Linked DNA regions of Mus musculus: all the other regions are linked to region 3. The links are chromatin loops, found by intact Hi-C in ENCODE. Cell type or tissue: heart. All regions are shown on one strand. Region 1 holds the start of Rbms2 (RNA binding motif, single stranded interacting protein 2). Region 2 holds the start of Mbd6 (methyl-CpG binding domain protein 6). Region 3 overlaps Stat6 (signal transducer and activator of transcription 6).

Evidence for each region. A loop is a pair of places that touch in the nucleus more often than their neighbours do. Peaks named below come from ENCODE experiments on the same cell type or tissue, not always from the same donor. Only the 100,000 strongest peaks of a DNase experiment are listed, where the experiment ranks them.
Region 1: it touches region 3 in a loop (2.1-fold over the local background); 2 of 42 quality-filtered maps call a loop at or near these places.
Region 2: it touches region 3 in a loop (2.3-fold over the local background); 3 of 42 quality-filtered maps call a loop at or near these places.

What each region holds. Positions count from the first base shown.
Region 1 is chr10:128,175,671-128,183,670 of GRCm38, reverse strand. It overlaps Rbms2 (RNA binding motif, single stranded interacting protein 2), which reads left to right and starts at 7,103. Exons shown (of 13, transcript NM_019711.2): 1 at 7,103-7,321. The coding sequence starts at 7,256. In heart, no CTCF peak of the experiment used is centred here; DNase peaks (open chromatin) are centred at 3,410 and 7,020; H3K4me3 peaks cover 3,068 bases; H3K27ac peaks cover 3,364 bases.
Region 2 is chr10:127,286,610-127,294,609 of GRCm38, reverse strand. It overlaps Mbd6 (methyl-CpG binding domain protein 6), which reads left to right and starts at 5,592. Exons shown (of 13, transcript NM_001347171.1): 1 at 5,592-5,901; 2 at 6,920-6,983; 3 at 7,072-7,214; 4 at 7,440-7,542; 5 at 7,654-7,816. The coding sequence starts at 7,096. Ddit3 (DNA-damage inducible transcript 3) reads right to left here and starts at 3,817. Exons shown (of 4, transcript NM_007837.4): 1 at 3,719-3,817; 2 at 851-898. In heart, no CTCF peak of the experiment used is centred here; DNase peaks (open chromatin) are centred at 4,039, 4,679, 5,479, 5,579 and 5 weaker places; H3K4me3 peaks cover 7,094 bases; H3K27ac peaks cover 6,666 bases.
Region 3 is chr10:127,658,392-127,666,391 of GRCm38, reverse strand. Stat6 (signal transducer and activator of transcription 6) reads right to left here. Exons shown (of 22, transcript NM_009284.2): 18 at 7,931-8,000; 19 at 7,692-7,763; 20 at 6,894-6,959; 21 at 6,675-6,803; 22 at 5,405-6,597. The coding sequence ends at 6,411. It overlaps Nab2 (Ngfi-A binding protein 2), which reads left to right. Exons shown (of 7, transcript NM_008668.2): 1 at 1-16; 2 at 1,254-2,127; 3 at 2,519-2,652; 4 at 2,991-3,042; 5 at 3,128-3,260; 6 at 3,470-3,661; 7 at 4,613-5,474. The coding sequence ends at 4,722. Among named protein-coding and RNA genes, the nearest start is that of Nab2, 4.3 kb to the left of the region's middle. In heart, CTCF peaks have their summits at 431 and 3,513 (motif pointing left); DNase peaks (open chromatin) are centred at 491, 3,541, 4,171, 4,711 and 6 weaker places; H3K4me3 peaks cover 4,357 bases; H3K27ac peaks cover 4,312 bases; H3K27me3 peaks cover 1,064 bases.

The DNA of each region.
Region 1 (8,000 bases), 520 kb before region 3:
CTGGGAACCAGACTAAGCAACGTAGTGAGAAACCCTCACAAGGAAAAACAAGCAAAAGAAAACAATAAAGAAAGAACCCTAGTGCTGGGCTCATGAGAACTAAGAATTAGAAACTGATTAAATGTTGGAAAACAAGAGCAATATAAAGAGAGACAGGAAGGAGTCAGAACACACATGCCAGAGGGTCGGAAGTCTTCTTCCTCTCCTGTACTTCTCCAGCAGAGCCACAGAACCCTGCTCTCTTCCCCATCTCCTCCACAAAACTCTATACCTCCTTTTAAAAGTATAAAAATCTACTAGGATGAAGCTCACAGGTAGATGCTCAATGTTGGATTTGGGTTTGACATCCAGCAATGTAAAAATGTGTATGTAATTCACCAGAACTGCAGCTTCCAGCAAGTGTTGCTTATGCCCTTTGACCTAACTTTTATATCAGTTTGTACAACTGGATCACTTTACTTTTGTGGCTCTAAGCGTATTGGACAGACTATAAAAGCGAGCAGTGTATCTAGGGGGAAGGACGGCTCTTATGCATCTCAGGATTTAACTGCTGTCTCTCCTCCTTTTCCTGAGACATTTCAGTAGCCTTTGGTCTGAAGTTCACCATGTAGCAAGCAGAGGATACTCTTGAACCTCTGATCCTCCTGCTTCTACCTCCCGAGTGCTGAGTTTACACATGTGTGTCATCATTCCTGTTTTAATCTTTGTTTCTCTTTTGAAGCTCCAGCTCCATTTTATCAGTATTTGAGAGGAAAACAGGAGGGCAACAGGCTATGGGTCTTGGCAGAGATTGGGAGAAGGGAGGTGGAGAGAGGAAGAAAAAAGTTATGTCTTGTAAGTTAGGATCTAAGAAAGCAGGCAGATCTATCAGTGAAGGTCCGGGAGCAGCTGCATTGTGGGGAGAGTCATCAGAGAAAAACCGAGAAAGTCCACAGGGAGGAGGAATCTTGCTTAGGATTTGAGCCACCATCTAAAGAGATAAAAAAGTAGGGTAGGGGGGCTGGAGAGATGGCTCAGAGGTTAAGACTGCTCCTCCAGAGGTCCTGAGTTCAATTCCCAGCAAGCACATGGTAGCTCACAACCATTTGTAATGAGATCCGATGCCCTCTTCTGGTGTGTCTGAAGACAGTGACTGTGTACTCACATACACAAAATATAAAGAAAAAAAAAAAAGGTAGGGGAGGAAGTCCCAGGAGTCCTAGGATGATCTTAGTATTAGTTTATGTTTATCATCATTTGGTGTGTGTGTGCACTCAGACCAACATGTGCTATGACGTGTGCATGCAGACCAAAGGACAACTCTGAAGAGTTGGTTCTTCTTTCTGTGGATTCCAGGTTTTGAACCCAGGTTTTCAGGATTGTGCAACAAGTATCTTTCCAGCTGAGCCATCTTGCCAGCCCATAGTATAGCTTTGGATGTAACTAAGATGCTAGTTTTTGGCAGTGTTCACTTAAGGTCTTCAAATGTTGGTTACATGGTACTCAAAAGGATACAGCCTGGGAGACAGTAACTAATCATAATGGGCTGATGTGGAAGCTTTCTCTGAGCTCCAGAACTTCTTATGGTTGCTTACTTGTTGCTTCAGTTTGTTTCACTTACACGTACAGGAAATAGGTAATTGTTTACTCCATTTTACAAAGGAGAAAAGGCCCGGCCCTTATACAAGGGACTATTGCTACACTTGATCTTAGCCAAAAGGTGGAGAAGTGATACAAGGGACTATCTCAAATGAAGGCTGGTAAAATAGCTTAGCAGGTAGAGGTGCATTGGCCTGGGGACCTGAGTCCAGTCTCCCCTCCCACAGGTGGCTGGAGGAAACCAGTGACAACTCTTTTTTTTTTTTCTTTTTTAATTAGGTACTTTCTTCATTCACATCTTCAATGCTATCCCAAAAGTACCCTCCACTCTCCCCCCCCCCACTCCCCCACCCACCCACTCCCACTTCCTGGCCCTGGTGTTCCCCTGTACTGAGGCATATAAAGTCTGCACGAACCAATGGGCCTCTCTTTCCACTGATGGCTGACCAGGCCATCCTCTGATTCATATGCAGCTAGAGACACGATCTCTGGGGGGCACTGGTTAGTTCATATTGTTGTTCCACCCATAGGGTTACAGATCCCCTCAGCTCCTTGGGTACTCTCTCTAGCTCCTCCATTGGGGGGCCCTGTGATCCATCCAATAGCTGACTGTGAGCATCCACTTCTGTGTTTGCCAGGCCCCAGCATAGTCTCACAAGAGACAGCTATATCAGGGTCCTTTCAGCAAAATCCCGCTAGTGTATGCAATGGTGTCAGCATTTGGAGGCTGATTATGGGATGGATCCCCGCATATGGCAGTCTCTATACCGTCCACCCCTTCATCTCAGCTCCAAACTTCGTCTCTGCAACTCCCTCCATGGGCGTTCTGCTCCCAATTCTACAGTGACAACTCCCCCACCCCCCCAAGTCAGGGTTTCTCTGTATAGCCCTGGCTGTCCTGGAACTCACTTTGTAGACCAGGCTGGCCTCAATCTCAGAAATCTGCCTGCCTCTGCCTCCCAAGTGCTGGGATTAAGGGCATGTGCCACTACGCCCAGCCCAGCCAGTGACAACTCTTGAGAGTTCTTCTGTGATTACAAACAAACTATGGAATTTGAATATGTACACACAAACACACAAATAAATAAAAAAGCCAGGCAGTGGTGGTGCATACCTCTGATCCCAGGATTGGGAGGCCAAGGTAGGTGAATCTCTGGATTCAGGCTAGCCTGGTCTATAAAGCTAGTTCCAAGATGGCCAGGGCTACACAGAGAAATTCTGTCTTAAAAAATAGTATATATATATATAATTTAAAAAATTTTTCTGACGTGTGAACTAGTTAGTTTTCTTAGTGTCAGTTAGCTTGTGAGTTGAGGGACTGGACTAGAATGTTAACAAAATCTTGCCTCTGGAAAGAAAAAAAGTTTAATGTTTTCATCACAAACAATAAATGTTTAAAGGAAGCTGGGGGGTGGGGGTGGCGCACACCTTTAATCCCAGCACTCCGGAGGCAGAGGCATTTCTGAGTTCGAGGCCAGCCTGGTCTACAAAGTGAGTTCCAGGACAGCCAGGGCTATACAGAGAAACCCTGTCTCATATATCCATATATATGAGATATAAGAGAAAGAAACCCTCTTTCTTATATCCATTAGGATGACTGTTCTAAAACAAGAAGGAGTTGGGATATTATGAATGAAAACTTCTGAGGATAGAAAAGGAAGTTCCTGAAAAATTCGGTCTCCCTGAGAGATGCTATTTACTTATTTACTGTATTGGGCTCCCATATCCATTCTCAGTTGCAATTTCCACACTGAGGCTGTTCCCACCCTTCCTGTGTCCCTTGAGTTGAGCAGGCACTTCCTGTCCTGTTGGAAATGAAAGTTAGGAATTGGGGGTGGTAGCCGTGCACGTATTTATTCTGCAGCATGCCGGCACTGTCTGTTTCGTTATCACAGCAAAGCAGCCGCAGGAAAAACAGAGAGCAGAGCTTTGTTTTAGAGAGAGTCTGGGCTTGAGGTCTGTTGTGACAAAGACGGAGTTAATTTACTTCTGGAGAATGTGTGTGGCAGCAGTGGGAGGCCTGAGGAGGGGCTCTGAAGGCATTCAGTCTCCCTCCCTGTTCTAGGTGGATGGATAGGCTTCTTTGGTATCACTTGTAAGTTTTCTTTTCCTGTTCCAACTCCTCCTTGGAGGGCATATTGGAGGTGAGTGTTACTGCAGCTGTGTGAGATTCTTGATACTTAAGTTATACTCTTCTTTCTTTGTGAAACATGCTTTTTAAAGAGTTACGATTTGTCTGTTTGACAGCTCAGAGAGGACTCTGTGAACGTCATTTGGCTTGGCCATAAATTCCACACCTGGTGAGTTTTTATCCTTGTTTAAGCTTCATGGGTCTTAAGGGCTAAGAAATAATAGATTAAAAAGTCCAACAGCTGGGCAAGATGATGCAGGAAACTTATCACTCAGGAGAGCAGCATGAAGGTTAGGAGTTCAGGGTTTGTTTTTTTTTTTTTTCTTGGTTAGGTGGAAATCAATGCCAGCCAGCCAGCCAGCCGGGGCTACATGAGACCCTGTTTGAAAAAAAAAAAAAAACGTACCAAACAAGACTGGAGAGTTGATTTAGTGGTTAAGAGCTATGAGGACCCAGACTTTATTCTTAGCACCCACACGGTAGCTCACCAGCATCTGTGACTCCAGTTTTAGGGAGTCTGATGCCCACTTCAGACTTCTTACCCGTGTTCCTACACAGAGAAACCCTGTCTTGGAAAAACCAAATAAATAAATATAATTTTTTAAAAAAGGTTTCAGACATGTGAAGTAGTTAGCTCTTACCACCAGGAACACATGTGGCACACAATACTCATAAACGGTTAAACACATTAACTGTTAAAAAAGAGGATGAAGTATATGCTGGAAGTGTGGGACTGTGTCTCTTTGGCAGACTGCTTGATCCTCTAGCACACTCAAACAACATAGCCAAACCTAAACCAACCAAACAAAACGGGGGGGGGGGGGGGGCGATCGTTCATGTATGTCCAGTAATAGCACACTAAGGAGACAGGGAGATGCGGAGTTTGAAGTCAGTGAGCACTACAGAGTGAGACCCTATCTTACATCAACAAGTAATTAAATTAATCATAAAGTTAAGTAAGATAGCTCTCACATGGGCTGAAGGCTTGGCTTAGTGCTTGGGAGAGTGCGTGCTTAGCATGCTGAATTCCCGAGATCACCAAAAATAAATAAGTAAATAAATAATAACAAAATGTAAAGCTTCCACTTGTTCAAAAGCACCGAGGTGCGAGGTGCGTGGACTTGGTCTCGGGATGATGCCTTCGCGCTGGGAACGGTCACCCCAGACAGAACGGAACAAGGGCTCTGAAGTTATTGCCATTGTATATTTAATTTGTATATGCTTTTAACATACTCACTTTTGTCCTCTTTTATTACATTTAAAATGTGTGTGTGTATGTGTGTGTGTGTTGGTGAGTGTATACTATAGCACATACGGTGGTCAGAGGACAAATTTCAGGAGTAGGTTCTTCTCCCTTGTACCCCGTGGGTCCCAGGAATTAATCCAGATCTTTCAGCACCTTTACCTGCTGAACTATCATGTGAAAAAAAGTATAGCCTAGGCTGGCCTTTTCCCTCAAGCTCTGCAGTGGATCCTACGGTCACTGGTCACTCTGTGGCCTTGGCTGGCCTCAGGCTTTTGGTGATCTTTCTTCATACATGCTGGAGTTCCAGCTTTAAGCAGTGTATCACCATCCCTAGGCCATGCTTTTTCTTCTTCTTATTATTATTATTTGTTTTTTGAGACAGGGTTTCTCTGTATTATTATTAATTAATTAATTAATTAATTACTTTTTTCTCTTTCTTTTAAAAGATTTATTTATTAGAATAAGTTCACTGTAGCTGTCTTCAAACGCACCAGAAGAGGGTATCAGATCTCATTATGGGTGGTTGTGAGCCACCATGTGGTTGCTGGGATTTGAACTCAGTACCTTTGGAAGAGCAGTAGGTGCTCTTACCCACTGAACCATCTCACCAGCCCTATTAATTTTAAGATACTTTTTTTTTAAAGATTTATTTATTTATTTATTTATTTATTTATTATATGTAAGTACACTGTAGCTGTCTTCAGACACTCCAGAAGAGGGCGTCAGATTTCATTACGGATGGTTGTGAGCCACCATGTGGTTGCTGGGATTTGAACTCGGGACCTTCGGAAAAGCAGTTGGCACTCTTAACCACTGAGCCATCTCGCCAGCTCCAAGATACTTTTTTTTTAATGTTAAAAAAATTAGCTTGGCAGTGGGGGTGCACACCTTTGATCCCAGCATTTGGGAGGCAGGGGTAGGCAGATATCCAGGCCAGCCTGGTCTACAGAGTGAGTTCCAGAACATTCAGGGCTACACAGAGAAACCCTGTCTCAAAAAATAAAAAATAAAACATTGTGTGTGTATGTGTGTCTCTGTGTGTGTTTTGTGTACTTATGTATGTGTATATACGTATGCATGTGTATATGATGGGGGGGGGGAGTGGGAGAGGGAGAGAGAGCACACATGTGTGAGCATGCTGGTATCCATGGAAGCTAGTGGCCATAGAGGTGACTGTGAGTCACCTCATGTGGATGCTGGGAATCAGCTGTGCTCTCCTGGAGTAGCAGCCATGCTCTTAACCCCTGAGCCAGCTCTCCAGACTCCAAAATCTTTCTTACTGCATCAAGATCACCCTAATATAAGCTGGGCCTGGGCGTGGTGGTGCACACCTTTAATCCCAGTACTCGGGAGGCAGAGGCAGGTGGATTTCTGAGTTCGAGGCCAGCCTGGTCTACAAAGTGAGTTCCAGGACTGCCAGGGCTACACAGAGAAACCCTGTCTCAAAAACCAAAAAAAAAAAAAAAAAAAATCACCCTAATATAAACTAGTCTGAGCTCTGAGCTCTCACACACGGTATTGCCATATAGTCTTCTTTCCATGCTCTGGGAGGCAGTCAAGATGGTCCTTTTACACTAAGCTTGATGTCTTTAAATATATATATATATATATATATATACTATTTCATTTATTTCTTTTTGTATGTGCATATGTGGGCATGCCACATTGGGTGCTGGGGTCGGGGGAGAAAAATTTTTGGTAGCTGGTTCTCTCCTTCTACCATGTAGATCTGGGAACTGAGCATAGGCCTGGCAACTTACTAAGACATTTTTCAGGCCAAGTTTGAAATCTTGTAGCTGAGATCTCAGGGAAAGAAAGCTTCAAATCAAAACAAAACAACAACAAAAACCATTGTCTTTTATTAATAATAGGTTAATTGTCTTTTCATAATAATCAGAACTTGTTCATGGAGAAACAGGGTTACATTTGAAAAGGATTAGACCTAAGAATTCTTCTTTCTAGCTTGAACTAAGCCTATGAAAACCAAAACCAAAACAGAACATCCCGGGCATTAGGACCCAGTGGAAGTGGCTCGTTCTGACTTTGGGTTAACTTCTCTCAGTGACGTAAGGAGCAGACCTAGCTCATTCTTCCCCGCAGGCCCCCCCCCCACTCCCTCTCTCTCTCTTGCGTGCTCCTTTTCTCCTCTTTCTCCTCCCCCTCCCTTCTCCCTTCCCTCCCTCTTTCCCTCCCTTCCTCTCTCCCTCTCCTTTCCCCCTCCCCTCCTCCCTCCCTCTTTCTCCCTCCCTTTCCTTCACTCTCTTCTTTCTCTCTCTCAGCTCCGTAACAGTAAAGAAAAAATGCTGCTATCAGTGACTTCCAGGCCTGGGATTTCGACTTTTGGCTATAACAAGAACAACAAGAAGGTAGGAAAAAAGTGCTTTTGGGGAATCAGCTACTTCCTTTCCTAGGGATCCAGGAGCGCCCTTGGTTTTAGAATTCTCCTTTAAGAGGGGAACGAGATTCCTCTGTCCCCCTTCAGCGCCTCTCCTTCCACCGCGTCTTTCCTGCCTTTTTGCACCTGGTTCTGGAGTTAAAGGAATTTAGAGCAGAAGTTTGTGAGGCTGGAGGAGGCAGCGGAATAAAAACAACCAACTTTGCAAGTTTGTATCTTCTGAAACGAAGTTAGTCTGCCTGTCTGCTGCTGCGCCCATGGTCCCGGGGATAGTCTGACAACTCAGACCTTGTCCCTAGGCTCACACCCGGCAAGATTATTTTATCATTTTGGTTAATTGCATCCACCCTTACCCCCACCTCACTTCGCTTTTTACTCAACCCACCAGATAGCAGAAAAATTACAGGTAGTTTGAGAGGTCTCAAGGCTCATCAAGAATTAAGTGTGTGCTTCTAGACGAGAGACCCTACCCCACCCCACCCATCCTGGCAGAGGAATTTGGGGAGATAACATGCTTTGGGATTAAGGCAGAAAGCTCTGTGATTCTTTGGGTCATGCCTTTTGAGAGGATACTTGGAACCCTGCAGATAGCCAGGCTTAGCAAGGATCCCTGGAGTCTTTATGATTAACCCCTGGCTGCCTGAGGAGTT
Region 2 (8,000 bases), 370 kb after region 3:
TTTTTTTTTTCCCAAAGATATATTTATTTTATTATCTATGCATATATAAGTGAGTGCCTGAATGTGTGCTGTGTGTGTGTTCCTGGTAGACATGGAGGCCACAAGAGGGAATGGATTCCCTGGGAACTAGAGTCATAGATGGTTTTGAACTGCCATTTGGGTACTGGGAGTTAGACTAGATCCTCTACAAGAAGAGCACGTGCTCTTAACCACTGAGTCATCTCTCTAGCTCCTGGAAACAAAACTTGGAGGGTGGGGGGTGTATTTTCAAGAAAGGGTTTCTCTGTATATATAGTTCTGGCTTCCCTGGAACTCACTCTGCAAAATAGGCTGGCTTTGACTCAGACATTTACCTTCCTCTGCCTCCCAAGTGCTGGGACTAAAGGTATGCACCACTACACCTGATAGAACATACCCTTTATTGAGAAGGATTTACTACAGATAACTTCAGGATCCTCTCAAGTTCTGAGAGAGGAACAGTCACTGGGCTTGGCTATACATATATATTCTTACAGGATTACAGTAAAAGTATTCAACTCTCTTGGGAACACTACTGGTAATTTCCAGGGGCAATTACCAGGCCATTTGTACTCTTTTTTTCTCTCGTGTGGGAAGCTTGGGCAAAAGGTCCTTTGGGTCTAATCTTGGTGTGGACTGAGAGTTGGGAAGACAAACCAATTGCCATTGTTGAGGCTGACTTCGAAAGCCAGCTCTCAAACAACATTATGGGGTCAGAGAAAGACATGGTCTGACAGCAAAAGCTTGTTCAGATGAAGGCCTTGTCTAACTCTCCCCCAGCAAAGCAACATGAGCAGCATTCGCAGCTGACTGAGAGGGTGGCCAAGATTACCTGCTTTCAGGTGTGGTGGTGTATGAAGATGCACTTCCTTCTGGAACACTGTGGAGAAAAGGAAAAAACAGTCCTTTACCTCCAGCCTCCTCCTAGCCCTTCTCTAGATCCTTTCTAACTCCTCCTAGCCCCTCTCTAGATCCTTTCTAACTCCTCCTAGCCCCTCTCTAGATCCTTTCTAACTCCTCCTAGCCCTTTTCTAGATCCTTTCTAAAATGGGTTGTGAGATGGTTTCTTTGTGCATCCCTGGGCATCCTGGAATTCTGGAACTCAACAACTCTGCAGACCAGGCTCCAGTTCTTCTCTTGTAATACACACACACACATACAGAGGTGTGTGTGTCTTGCAGCGGGTGTGTCCCTGAAGCCATTTCTTCTCTTGTAATACACACACACACACAGGCGTGTGTCTTGCAGCGTGTGTGTCCCTGAAGCCAACTCCAAGGACAGAGGCAGGCTTAACTTTATTTTTAGTTGCTGACATTTGCCGTCTTGATTACATAATAGCAAAGTCCTGGCCAACTAAGTTTTCTCTAAATCCCAGATAGACCTCAAGTCCGCCAAAGGGAGACAGAACTAGAGGGAAGGAAGAGTAAACTCAGCAGTGCTTGCTCAGATTCCATCCCCCCACTGGCAGCCTCAGTGCAGACCTGCTCTGGGATCTCCAGCTCCTTGGCAGTGTTGAGCAGGCGTTCAGCTTACATGAAAGGCCTTTCCTACCAAGGCTGTATAGTTCTTACTAAATGGCAACTCTAGGTGCTGAAAGCCAAAAACTTTGGTATCCTTGATGCCCCTTTCTCAGATACCACAGCTCAGCCTAAAGCACTGACAACTTTAAAAGTACCCCAAACCTAAGTATTTCTCATTACTACATTATTTCCAGATGCAATTTTTTATTTTTCATTTATTTATTTTTTTGGTTTTTCTTGACAGGGTTTCTCTGTGTAGCCTTGGCTGTCCTGGAACTCACTGTGGACAAGGCTGGCCTCGAATTCAGAAATCCGCCTGTCTCTGTCTCCCAAATGCTGGGATTAAAGGCGTGCACCACCACTGCCTGGCTCCAGATATAAATTTACCATACATTTCTTTCCCTGGATTATTTTGGAAGCCTCTTTGAAATCTCTCCTTTCTTTCTTCCTTTCCTTTCCTTTCTTTCTCTTTTAGACAGGGTCTCACTATGTAGCTTTTGCTGTCCTGGAACTTGCTTTGTAGACTCTCTGGCTTTGAATTTAGATCTGCCTGCCTTTCAAGTGCTGGGATTAAAGGCTGTGCCACTATGTTCAGCTGAGACCTCCTGTTTCTATTCTTGTCTTTTACTTTATTTTCACGGCTGTGGGTTGACCTAGGGTCCTCTACATACCAGGCAAGCAGTGTACTATTGAGCTACATACCTAACCCTTTGTTTTTGTATTTATTTTGAGTCAGGGTCTCATAATGTAGCCCTGGCTGGCCTGGAGCTCAGAGATCTGCCTCTCTGAGTGCTGGAATTAAATGCATGTGCTATGATCATTCCTCTGCTCAGATCCCCCAATGGCTTCCTGTTTCATGATTGTTAAAGATTAGCATCATGAGGGTGCTTGCAAGGCTCTATGAGACCGGCTGCTTGAGTTTCCTTTCATCACCCTCTCCTGCTTACTCTAGTCCTGTTCCTAAAGATACCGGCATGGCATGCTTATCTTAACTCTGTTGCTCAGCCTCTCCCTTCTATAAAGCTCTAACACCGGGGCTTGGCTCACAGGCTTGGCTTCTGATGACAACCTCTAGTCACCGCCCTGAACTATTCTGCCCTGCTTTTGTTTTTTTTTTCCCTTTTGCTTTATACTGAAATGTAAGTTTTATTGAGAACAGTTTTATCTTTTGCTCCTAATATACCCTGGGTCCCCAGATACTTGGTACATAGTGGGTGCTTATTAGGCATTTGTTAGGAATGAATGGGGAAAAAGCCCCTCCCCCAAGTTCCCTTATAGAGAATTAAGCCCACTGAGCCTAAAGGCAGAGCGGAGCTGGCTGTCTCTGGGGACTGCAGATGCAATATTGCCCTGAGTGTTTCTCTGCAGGGTTGTCCTCTAGGGAAAACTCCCTTGGTCTTCCAGTGTGTGGGACCTGGCTTTCATCAGCAGAGGAGCCCCAGGCCTGAGGGTGCAGAGACAAACAGTGGGCTGGCCTGACGCAATGGTTACACAGTTTAGTTAGGAGACGGGACTGAGGAAAGAAGCAGAGATCAATCAGCCCTGGGAGAAGCAGAAGACCCTGGAGAGATCCCAAATAATTTCCCATAGTTAAAGAGATCCAGGCTGCTCTCTTGTATGGAAACCTAGAAACCTCTGGGGAAAAGGGAAAAACCCATCTATGCTCCTCCCACCAGCACCCCCACTCGCAAAGATCTGTCAGTCTTCGCGTTCTCTTGAACTTGAGAGTCAGCTACTAACGTGGCCATGTTGGCCCCTTGACTGAGGCGCTTCAGCTTGAAAGAGTTGGGGGGAATGAGGCTGGTGAAGAAAAGGCTGAGACAGCCAGAGTCCCCGACTTTGGGGGTGTGTCCTGCTGCCCCGCCTTTCCTGCGAACTGCCCAGGCCTAAGCTGGCCCGCAGTTCGCACTACAGAGACAAGTTCCCGAAGGCAACCGGAGTCCCTCTGCAGAGTGGGGACCAACTCGAGACAAGGGAACGGGAATGCAATCGCCCAATGCAAGAGAGGGCCTGTAAGCACCATTCCTGAATCAGGGATTCCCGGCCTTCACCCTTCCCAGTCTACAAGCTTACAGTGGAAGGGGTGGGGCTACATCCTCCAGAACAGTTGTCTCCAACTTTATAAAATAGCTATGCTGGCCAGGATGGGAAGGTAAGGGTTAGACGGAGCCAGTACTCGCCTCTCTCCTCAGGTTCCGGCTGTTATTCTGGCTCTGTCGCTGCCACCCGCTCATCTTCAACATGATATAATCGACGTGTTAGGCTCAAGATAACTGACCTCAAGAGCGGAGAGCGAGTATCCTTTATGCTGTCCGGCCCCTCCTGGGGGGGGGGCAGGGTCCAGGAGCCTACCAATCAGAAAGCGGCACGCTGGCACTGGCTCCGCCTCATCCCTTACATCCGCCACTCAGGAGTCTCACGGCCCCACCCCCATCGCGCCCTCTGGCTTGAGAGTCTACGTTGTCTCGGACCCGGAAGTGGCTTTGGGTCACGCGGCTTCGCGGAGGAGGTGAGTGAGTCATGCGCGCGCGCGGAGGAGAGCGCGGCGAGGGAGGGGATGGGGGGGCGGGGATGATGCAATGTTTGGCAACCGGTGTCCGCGCGCGCACGCGCAGGGGACGTCGATGGTGGTGGGAGGTGCGGGAGGGGGGCTATGGGGGAGAGAGGAAAGAGGGCGGAGCGCCAGCTCCCAGTGTCCAACGGCCCCAACGGCTGTCCTTCCTGAACTTGTCTGCCCACCTCCCATCACCTTTAACTTACTCCTCCATGAAAGGCTCCCATTTTCCCTGGCCCCTCCCAGCTAATGGGCACCGGGGCTCTGGAACCTCTTTAAAGTTTCCAATTTGTTCACCTGGATTGACATCTCCTCGAATCTTTTAAGAGCTCTCCTCCTCTTTTAGCCTTCTAATGCGTCCCAAAGACTGAGTTCCTTGATAGTCCACCCGCTTCTCTCAGAGAGGCACCTTTAACGCTTGTTTCTGAATCGTCCATTACGTGCTAGGATTGAAGTTCTTTACAGAGTGTAGATTGCTGCCTCCTCCTCATCCCACCCCTGCTTTGTGTGATGCTCTTACGCCCTTCACTAAGCCCAGTATCCACCCTCTTCCTTCTCCGAGATAGCGAGTCCTGTGACTCCCTGCTGAGGAGCTGGCCTCCTGCCTCTAGCTGTCTGAGTTCACGACCTACAGTAGAGCCTGGGACGTGCATGCACTTGAACGCATGATTGCCCTGGACTGGGTCATCAGAGGAAACACAGATTCTAGTTTAATTTGTCCAAGGATTCTACCTTACTCATTTGTAAATTAAACAACGATAAAGGTAAAAAGCAGCTCTGTGGAGAAAACTTGAGTAAAAGTAAAAACATCTTGCAAAACGTATTTTTTTTTTTTTGTGCCATGAAAACAGAGGCCATGTGGTGGCCTATTACATAGTCTGTCGTAGACTCAAGAGGGGCAAGCCAGAGTTTAAGTAGAAACTGAACCAAGACCGGTTGCTATTGGATGGTGCGACGGTGACAGGTCCTTGGCCAGACTGCTCCTTCGCTCCAGACCTTCATTTCCCCTTCTGTTAGTAGAGGTGGGGGGTGGGTTGGACCAGATGGTCTCTCCTGGCCTAAAGACAGACCAGGTTGTCAGTGACAGGCAGAGGTCATGTGACTTGACAGGCTGAGGTCGTGTTGTGACATGTTGACCTGGAGAGGCGGGTCAAGTCTCTGCACACTACCCGGGAAGCCTTTGGGGCGGGGCAGGGCAAGTCGCGACTTTCATCTTTTAGGGCTGGCCCCTCCCGGACCTGACATTCCTGACTCCCCCAACAGATTGTGGCTTCGGAAGGGGCCCCTCCCGAGGGAGGACTGGGATTGGCCACCAGTGGCCTGGGAAGAGGCCCAGATCCTTCCGCGGAGGGCGGGTGGGGGGGGGCCGCGTGGGGTGTTTGTTCTCTTGGGGATTAATGGGGGGTTGTGGGGGAGGGGTAGGCGCGCTCCCGCATGCGCACTGCGTCCCCTCCTGTTGGCTCGCTGCTGTCCGCTGGGCGGGGGCCCGGCCCCGCCCCTCTCCCGTCCGGGCAGCGGCGGCGGCGGCGGCGGCGGCTGCGGCGGTGGCGGCGGCAGCGACGGCGGCGGCGGTAGCAGCCTGCGCGGTGCCTTCTGGGAACGGAATCCCCAGGGCTGCCCCTGGCCCCTATGGCGCATGCGCGGGAGGCCGCTCGGTGATCCGCGGCGGCGGCGGCGGCGGCGCTTCCTGCTAAGACCGGCCGGGGCCGTACCGGAGGCTCGGGCTCCACCGACCCACCTCCCACCCCCTCCCACTCACCCTCTGGGCCGCGACTGCGCAGGGCGGGGCCAGCCGAACCATGGGCCGCGGTGAGTGCGGGGCCCGGCCCCCCCGCCCCTCCCCCTCCCTTCTCTCTCCTCCCCTTCTGTCCCTACCCTCTGCCCCCTCCGCGTCCTTTCGGCCCCTTTCCCTGGCCCCATCCACAGCCCCGCACCCTCACCTGCCCCCGCCATTTCTCCTCCCAAAGTGCCTGACTTCTGCCTTCCTGACCTCGCTCCCTTCAGTGCTTCGCCCACCCTCCACCCGCCCTCTCCCCAAGTTCCTTCCTACTTCGTGCGCCTGCCTTCCCCTCCTCCCCGAGCTGAAGGAAGCAGTCTGGGTGACAGGGCGCCTTGTTATGAGAGGGAAAGTTTGGAAGCCGTCAGTGTGCGGCGGGAGCGATGGTGAGGTTGGTGAGGGGTACTTGCAGGTCTAAGGGCCGTCCCTACATGTCAGGGAATGCTTCTTGTTGTTAATTGGAAGCCAGTGGGGGATTATGAATCCCCTTTTCGTCGGCTTGAGAGGACCAGGAGTTCTCAGGATCCTGGAGGAAGACAGAGCTCTGGCTCCAGCCTCTTTGGAGGTCCAAATGAATTAGATCCGAGATTGTTGGATGGAGTGGGCATGGGGGGATTTCAGCTGGCACTACCCTGCCAGGCAGTTGGGCAATTGCTTGGTGACCTGTGGGGCAATCTGTACTTTTTATATGATCTTCCTGGGGGAGGGCACAGCAGTGGCCAGACACTGGGAAACTTCCTAGTGGCCTGGCATTATGGGAATTTGCCCACACTCCTAGCTGAAGTCTTCTGTGCCTAGACAAAGGGAACTAGGCCTTCATATGTCAAGAAATTAGGGAATGGTTTTGTGGTCCTTGGGAGTTGAGGTGCTGAACTCCTCTGGTCTCTAGGGACTGGGCTTGGAGGGGACCGTTGTGGACATGGCCAGCAGATCCTGAGGTCCTTACAGGCGCTACGTCATGTTATTTATGGTCCTTTCCTTGAGTGCTCTGGGCTGTGGTGTTTCTTGAGTTGGTAGACTGAGAGGCCCTTCTCTTTCCTTGTATTGCAGGTGTGGGCTAAGCTGGTGGCCCCGGCTTTAGACTGGATCCCACAATGTTTGCAGAGATGTTCAGGTAGCCATGGTGGTATGACAGAACTCTCCCTCAGGTACCCAGCCCGGTGTAAGCGTCCTCGTGCCCACATGGATGTCTGTGTTGTCAGGCACAGGGGAGCTCATCACACACAATGAATGGAGACAATGCGAGCAGTGCAGCAGACAGAGCTGGGGGCCCTGCCGCCACGCCTGTCCCCATCCCCATCGGGTGGCAACGCTGTGTGCGAGAAGGTGCTGTGTACTATATCAGGTATGGCTTTTCAGAGTTTTCGTCCCCTCACCCCTCCTCTCAGAGCTGTGGTTCCTGGCACCTTGTTGCTCTCTGTATCTCTGCGTCTCTGGATCCATTCACTCTTTGTGTCTTCCCATGTCCTTTCCGCCTTGCCCTTCCCAGGAAAGCATTTAACTGTCCTTTAGGAAGTGTCTCCAGATAGGCTGAGATTAACCCCATACTTGTGACCCTGTTCTTTCCCAGCCCAAGTGGCACAGAGCTGTCTTCCTTGGAGCAAACCCGTAGCTACCTCCTCAGCGATGGGACCTGCAAGTGCGGTCTGGAGTGTCCACTTAATGTACCCAAGGTCAGAGCTGTGGGGGTGCCAGAGACTCAATGCATAAGCCAATTACAAACCACCGTGCCTCCCTGAGATCCCACCCCCTCACTGTCCCTGTCCATGCTTCCTACCTTACAGGTTTTCAACTTTGACCCTCTGGCCCCGGTGACCCCGGGTGGGGCTGGGGTGGGGCCTGCATCAGAGGAGGACATGACCAAGCTGTGCAACCACAGGCGGAAAGCTGTTGCCATGGCAACTCTGTACCGCAGCATGGAGACCACCTGCTCACACTCTTCTCCTGGTGAGTTTTCCTGCCACTTTAGAGAAAAATGGGGGAAACCTGGGGCCTGGAAGGTGGATGTGGGGGAGGTGATCTGAGAAGGCAGGCCCAGGGTGGAGTCAGTGGGGGCAGCTTGGTGAGAAAGGACATGGTTGTGACTTGTGGGCACTGGGACTGGAGAAGACAGCATTCGAGGCAGGGATGG
Region 3 (8,000 bases):
CGCAACCCAGATTCAAGTTAGTGGGCAAAAGGAGGTGGCAGGGAGTGGAGATGGGTGGAGTTGGACTCCGGAATGGGGTCTAAAGGGTGGAGGTCGAAAAGAGGACGTGGGGAAGCGGGACGGAGGTGGGAGGTGGAGACTGATGGAAAAGGGGGTGAGTATTCGAAATAGGGGATCCTGGAAGCAAACAAAGACCCGATGAACCTGGATACGATAGAGTACTGCCTCGTTTTCCACTCCAGGTTTACTCAGTGGGCATAACCTGGCACATGAGCCCCCTGCAAAGAATGTCCCCCCAGCCAGGGGAAGCTCCAGAGCTTGATCTGTCAACAGTGTGAGGGGTGGCGGCTCTTAGCTGTCTCAGTGTGTCATTAGCAGGCATCCGGGAGAAGGTGGTTCCTTTGAGTTAAGCATCTGCGGGCCTGAAGGGGGTGTGCTTCAGGCCTCCCTTGTCCGTGAAATGACCATTCACAGGGTGAGGAGGGGTGCAGCCCCTTCCTCAAGAGACCTTCAACCTCTCCCGCACTCCCTTGTCGAAGATAAGGGTGGAAAACAAGCGAGAGGAGAGTAGGCGGGAGCCCCCAGGCGGTTTTCGCCCACAGACGCTGCTACTGTGGGAGTGTGTGGGAAGAAGGGCCCCAGAGCAGAACAATCAAGGCTTCCCTCCCCCTTTCCCAGAAGAGAGGGGCCTGCTGAATAGTAGGAAGGATCAATCAAAGGAGAGGGGGTAACTGAAGGGAACTGGGCAGCCTTTGGAAAGTTGGGACAGAGTCTAGGAAGGGTGCTTTAATCCTTGGAAGCGAAGAACAGGAGCAAGGGTCTACCAGGTTCCCTAAATGCCAAGGAAGAGGCCACACCCCTCCCTCTCAGCTACCTGGCCAAGGAGTACAGCTGCCAGCAATAGCTCTTAGTATTCTAAGTTAACTTTAATATGGGATGTTACATTAAGTAATGTTGAGGCTGCTGAGTATTTAGGGGGAAGAGGTAAGGACTTAGTTGGGAGGGAAGTGGGTCCAGCCATTTCAGGGAAGTTATGAAAAGTCTCAGGGCTCAAGATGGTGCTGCCCAGACCAGAAAGATCAAAGTAAAAGACGAGGTAAGCGTTTTTCCTGATAGCTTAGGTCGGGCAACCGGCCTTCTGTGCTCCTGGGGATCGGAGGGCACTGTCCAGGAAAGAGGGCAGTTGTTAGTGTGGGTTGGTACCCCAGCAGGGCACTCATACTCACTGCCTCTCTCCTGCCCTTTCTCCTCAGGGCAAGTGCCCCAGCCATGGCACTGCCTCGGACACTGGGTGAGCTACAGCTGTATCGGGTCCTGCAACGCGCCAACCTCCTCTCTTACTACGAGACCTTCATCCAGCAGGGAGGAGATGATGTACAGCAGCTGTGTGAGGCTGGCGAGGAGGAGTTCCTGGAAATCATGGCACTCGTGGGCATGGCCACCAAACCACTCCATGTCCGACGTCTACAGAAGGCTCTGAGAGAATGGGCCACCAATCCAGGGCTCTTCAGCCAACCAGTGCCTGCTGTGCCCGTCTCCAGCATCCCACTTTTCAAGATCTCTGAGACAGCTGGTACCCGGAAAGGGAGCATGAGCAATGGGCACGGCAGCCCAGGAGAAAAGGCGGGCAGTGCTCGAAGCTTTAGCCCCAAGAGTCCCCTCGAACTTGGAGAGAAGTTGTCGCCACTCCCTGGAGGACCTGGGGCAGGGGATCCCCGGATCTGGCCAGGCCAGAGCACTCCAGAATCTGATGTTGGAGCAGGGGGAGAAGAGGAGGCCGGGTCTCCCCCTTTCTCCCCACCTGCAGGGGGAGGAGTCTCTGAAGGGCCTGGGGTTGGGGGGGTGGCAGCTGGTGGTGCAGGGGGTGGTCCAGACCGCCTGGAACCAGAGATGGTGCGAATGGTGGTGGAGAGTGTGGAGAGGATCTTCCGGAGTTTCCCCAGGGGTGACACTGGAGAGATCGCATCCCTGTTGAAGCTGAATAAGAAGCTGGCGCGGAGCGTGGGGCACATCTTTGAGATGGACGATCATGACGCCCAGAAGGAAGAGGAGATCCGGAAGTACAGCGTCATCTACGGCCGCCTGGACTCCAAAAGGCGGGAGGGCAAACAGCTTAGCTTGCATGAGGTGAGGACCCCGGGTCCTCAAGGCTGCCCTTCACTCCTGGGGCTCAGTTCACTTGCCTCTGAGACTTCTTCCGTCTTCCACCTCTGTATGACTGTCCCCACGACCACCCAAGCTCCTTCCCCACACTCACACATACCCAACCCCTGCTGCTGCTTTACGTTCTTGTCACCCAAAGGGAAGCTGAGATAATAGCAGTGAGCCCCGCACTGCTCACATCCTAGGTGCAGGAGGCCCTGATAGGGACAATATCCCCACCCCTGTCTTTAAGTACAGGCAGTTCCTGGGTATTATTTAAAGCAGACAGTCTTTGGATGGACCTCCCAGTGGTGGTAAAGGGGAAAAAAAACAGTAGGAAAGTCAAGGACTCACATTGGCTGTCCTCTTGCCACAGCTGACCATCAACGAGGCTGCTGCCCAGTTCTGCATGAGGGACAACACTCTTTTACTGCGAAGGGTAGAACTCTTCTCACTGTCCCGACAAGTAGCCCGAGAGAGCACCTATCTTTCTTCCTTGAAGGGATCCAGGTGAGACCCCCTCCCCCCTCTTCCCCAGGGCCATTTGGTTGGAATCCTGCCAAGGACTTGGCTCTCCCCACTTGTGGCTCAGGCGGCTCTAGGCCTGCTTCCCACCCACCTGCATGTCTTCACCTTGCCAACTCAACTTAAACTTGTCTGAAGCTTGCTCTCTGTTCCCAACCCCCCCGCCCCCCATAATGATTGGACTTCCAACTCCTGTCCAACCAGCTTCTTCCTGCAGTTTTAAGTACTGCATGTTTCCTGGCCGGATTGTGCACCCCGTGGGTTGTGGAGTTGTGGGGCCCTTCCTAATTCCACTCATTTTTTTTTCTCCGTTTTTTTTGCAGGCTTCACTCTGAAGAATTGGGAGGCCCACCACTGAAGAAACTGAAACAAGAGGTAGAGTTTGGGGGGCAGGGAACGGCAGCCTGCCCCAACCACTGCCTTGGTGAGTCCTTATTTTCCAAATTTTGGGCATCCACAGGTTGGAGAACAGAGTCACAATGAAATCCAGCAGCCTCCTCCAGGCCCTGAGTCCTATGCACCCCCATACCGCCCCAGCCTAGAGGAGGACAGCGCCAGTCTGTCTGGGGAGAGCCTGGATGGCCACTTGCAGGGTGAGTGTGCATTAGAGCACCTTTCTCTGCTTTGGGAGGCGGTGGAAGTGGGGCGGGTGGATTGCAGGAATGAGCCAGGTGTCAACTGCCTGGAACAGGGTTGGGAGGCCTGGCTGGATGGGGACAGAGGAGCCTATGGGAATGACTGTCGGTTGAGGGTGGGTATTGTTGGCAGCAGCCCCTGACCTGACCAGTGCCCATGCCCACAGCTGTGGGGTCGTGCCCAAGGCTGACGCCGCCCCCTGCTGACCTGCCCCTGGCATTGCCAGCGCATGGGCTATGGAGCCGCCACATCTTGCAGCAGACACTGATGGATGAGGGGCTGCGGCTCGCCCGCCTCGTCTCCCATGATCGTGTGGGCCGCCTCAGCCCCTGTGTGCCTGCGAAGCCGCCTCTCGCAGGTGAGGCAGCCAGCAGTGCTGTCCCTAAACACCCCAGTTACTCAGGCCCCCATGTGGGTCCTCATTTTCTAGGACCAGAGGGAGGAAGAGGGATACAGCTGTCAGAACAGTAGGAGGAGCTCCAGCTAGCCAGACCTTGAACAGGGCAAGCTACTACTGGGTTATTTCCAAGTGGGAGGGTCTGATTCAGGTGGGGATCTTTGACCAAGGAGCAGAGAACAGAATGAGGGGTGAAGGTGAACAGGGGAGACAGCAGTAAGGGAGGCCTGGCTAGAGCTACCTAATGCAGGGGATGGAATCGCTGGGAGTTGTGGGGATAGGGTTCCCCAGCTTGGAAACCAAGGAGCCCAAACTGGGCACTTTATGTGTGCATAGGAAAGGAGAGGGCCGGGCAGCCGCTGGGCTGAGAGTGACGCCGCAGGCAAAGCCACCAACCCTGGCTTGGTATTTTTAAACTGTGCGTGGGTGGGAAGTGGGGGCGGGGACTGAAGGGGGTGCTTCTCTTGAGGGAGGAGCTGGGAGTCTAGCTTCCTGTGTTTCCCCTGATTTGGCTACCAAAAACTCGGGGAGCACTTATAGGGAGGGCGAGACCTGGGAGGGGACCCGAGGTGAGTGGAGGGGGGTGGCTGGGCCTGGGAAGGGGGAGGGGGAGGGAGAGAGGTCAGAGCCAAGCCGCCCCCGCAGCTCCTGACAGAACCAGAAATTCCAGCAGAGCAGAGGCGGGCGAGACAGGGAAGAGAGACACACAGAGACAGAGAGCTACACACAACCAAACTAGGAGGGGGAGCTGCATACGCTTGGGTACGGAACCCCCATACACATGCAGTGGGCAGGAGGCAGTAATTCAATAAATGGAGCTGTCTTCGCATTTTTCTGTGCCTGGCCTCATAACAACGCTTCTGCTCAGCCTCCAACCCAGTGTTCTAACCAACCTACACCTCTTTCCTACAGAGTTCGAGGAGGGGTTGCTGGACCGCTGCCCTGCCCCGGGACCTCATCCTGCTCTGGTGGAGGGCCGCAGGAGCAGCGTTAAAGTGGAGGCAGAAGCCAGCCGGCAGTGAAAGTGGGGGAAGTCTCAGACCCAGGACCCAGACTTCTGGCTCACTTAGACCCCCACATTCTCCATCCTTGCACTCGCCACTACCCTAGAAGGATCCTTCTGCTGCCCTCTGCCTCCCATCCGCCCCATGGGCACAGGACTATGGGGCTTCAAGCAATAACAGGCAGGGGCCTGGCCAGAGGACACAAGGACGGTGCAAGGTGTGCCCTCACCCGGCTTAGGGGCACGGACTTTGCCTCCAGCCTGCTGGGGCTCTCCTTTCTCTCATACCACACACACACACACACACACACACACACACACACACACACACACATATTCTCCAGGTGGCCAGCAGTGGTGTGAGCAGCTGAACTACTTCACTTGGACACGGAGAAAGAACTTCCCCAGGAAGGTCTAGCGACTTACAGTGGAACCTTCACTCTGAGACTGGGGGCTTGGGAAAACTGGGTCTCCCCTCCCCATCCCCATTTTTCGTGCTTCTAGTTTGTTTCTTTAATTTAACAAGTGCTGCAGTTTGCCCACCCGTTCTTATCTCCCCCCTCCCCGCAGACCTTTCTCTCAGCACTGTGTGGGAGGGTGCCCCGAAGTTCCCTCCACCAGCCCCTTAGAGGCCTGGGTTGGACCCTGGGCCTCCTCAGCCGGCAGGACTGCAGCACCTGTCGAACACTTAGCGTGTCTTTCTTTTCAGATTGTGTACAGTAGATTATTTATTTTGTTATTTTGGAATAAAATTTATTTTATGGCTTAGGATCCATGGCCCCCTTCCCCTCCAGTGAGGGAAAAAGGACTGGGTAAGAGCCGGGGGAGGGGGGCAGAGCTGGCAGTGGACAGAAAAGTACAAGAGACAGCAGTTGAGGGCCTCAACGCCCAGGGAGTTTACACAGAGAGGTCTGCATCCCTACTTATATCCCAGGCTCTAGGAAACACTGGAAGCATCAAGTTACCCAGGCTAGAGCTTTATGCATGTCACAGCCACATAGTTACTCCCCAAATGATACTGGGTTGCTGTCTTATACAATGTCTCAGCCTTTCAGATATGTTAAGGTCACACTGGCAAAAGCAGAAGATACATGTTCTGTGCGGTCATACAGTGATGTGTGACTTCTATAGGTTAACATGTCTTGGGTAAACATTGGTACAGCTATACACAAGCTTAGCTCTTAGAATGCAGTCTCAAATGTCACTAGGCATCTTTTTTTGCAAGAATTTGGAGCTTTGGAGTCTTGTTTTTTAAAATCTGGGTAGAACTCACACCAGTGACTGTATACCCACTTTTTCCTTTTTCTCCCTCCCAGAGTCACCTGAGCCCAGCTTCAATGCCCTAGGCCTATATGCCCTCTGTCTTTGGCACAATGTCTCTATGTTTCTGTATGTTGAGTCCCAGGCCCTGGCTCAACACAGTTCTGGTGTGTGTGTATGTGTGTGTGCGTGTGTGTTGTGATACAGTTGTATCACATTCGAGCATTAACACCCCACTCATCCCTTTGCACCCAGTGCTGGAAAAGGGGGGCCCTGATATGGCAGGAAGGACAGAGCACAGCAGTTCCATACACCACATGGTCTCCCAGCCAGTTCTTTTCTCTTGACCAAGGAACAGTTGAGACGGAAGGCACCTGCATGAGCAGGTGTCCAGAGCTGGTCCATAGAGACAGAAGAGGCTTTGTTTCTGGGCTTCTCCAGCTGGGATCACCAGCTGGGGTTGGTCCTTAGGTCCAGGTGGGACAGTGAGATCCCTGATTGCCCATAAGGAGATGGTTGCAGGAGGGGCTGGCTTCCTAAGGACCCTCCTGCCTCCCCTTGGTTCTCCAGGAGAAGCTTGGTGAGGTCCTGTTCAGTGGGAGGCATCAGGGGAGGGTACATGTCTTCACTGACCCTGCAAAGAGGAGGGAGAAGTAGGGGAGCAGGCACAGCACCCATTGTCTCAGCCCTCACTCCCGGGTTGCTACTCACCAGGTGCCTTGGGGGAAACCTCCCACAGGCTGAGTTAGGCAGCTGTCCTCTACCATAGTCACATCTGAGCAAAGCATGGGTTCAGGGCTGGACACAGCATGTTCCTGGGACTGGCACTGCAGCAGACCCCTGCCAGGGGTCAGAAGAGGAAATTAGGAGGGGTGGGGTAGGCAAGGGAAGAACAGAGAGGGTGGGGCCAGGAATGGCTTTGTCACTTACTGGGGGTGAGGCTGGTCAAAGGGCATGGTTATCTGGCTCATGTTGGGGGGCATTTGCAGGTGAGGCCTGGAAGCAGGAAGGAAAAGCGGGTGCAGAAAGAGAGAGAGAGGAAAGAGAGAGAATGAGAATTCAAAAGTCAAGACATGAGTCAGGAAACAAGCTGCCATGCTAAGTCTTGACTTAGCATCTCACTGACTGTGCTCTGAGATCAGGTCCCCCCGCCCCCCTCCCCCCCGTAAAATAGTATGAGTTTCCAGTGTGTCCAGTCTGAACGATAGGTATTCTGTTCCCTAGGCCCACCCCACATCAAACCCTAGAAGTCAGATAGAGCTGATGAAACCACCAAGGTACTCGAGGAAGGAAAAAGTCTGCATCATTTTTAGGATTAAAAAAGATTAATAAATAATAAATCACCCCAGCTGCTGGGATGTCGTCAGTGGCAGAGCACGCGCTTGGCACATGTTCAGTCCTTAGCACGAGCTTAGGCCCCAGCACCACAGCAATACAGCAAATATACGGCAAATAAGTTGCTGTAAATTTCACAGGTGAGAGAGAATATGCTAGCAGTGTTTGCTGTAAGCGCTCAGCTCGGGCCTACACACATTATGAATTCGTGTAACCTTCACCATAACGTCATTATCGTTATTGCTGGAGGCTAGGACCTCTAACCCTGGCCTTCTGAGTCTTAGACATCACTCCCACAAGCACATGGAGGACGGAGTTCAGCCTGGGCTGCTTCCGCAAAGCCTGGCAATTCATGGCTTGTGACGGGACGCTGCCCCACCGCATCTGACTTACTCCTGAAAAGATGGCAGTACACTCATGGACTCTTCTAGGCTCTGAAATGAGTGGATGGACTGTGGAGGATACCTGGGGAAAGAAAACAAACTCCAGTGCGAGCCCTCCCAGATAACCCCACACCCTGCCTCCGAGAAAGGAAAATTCAGTCTGAAAAGGCCAGCTTGCTCGGCCGACCGGCTGGCTACGCTGAAAGCCTGCGCACAGGCCAGTCCCCTCCCGTCTCTCAAGCTCTTTACCCCATATCTGAGCTGAGTTGCATGGAAGCATCAGGGGCCATTCCAAGATCATAAGGTGGCACCATGGCAG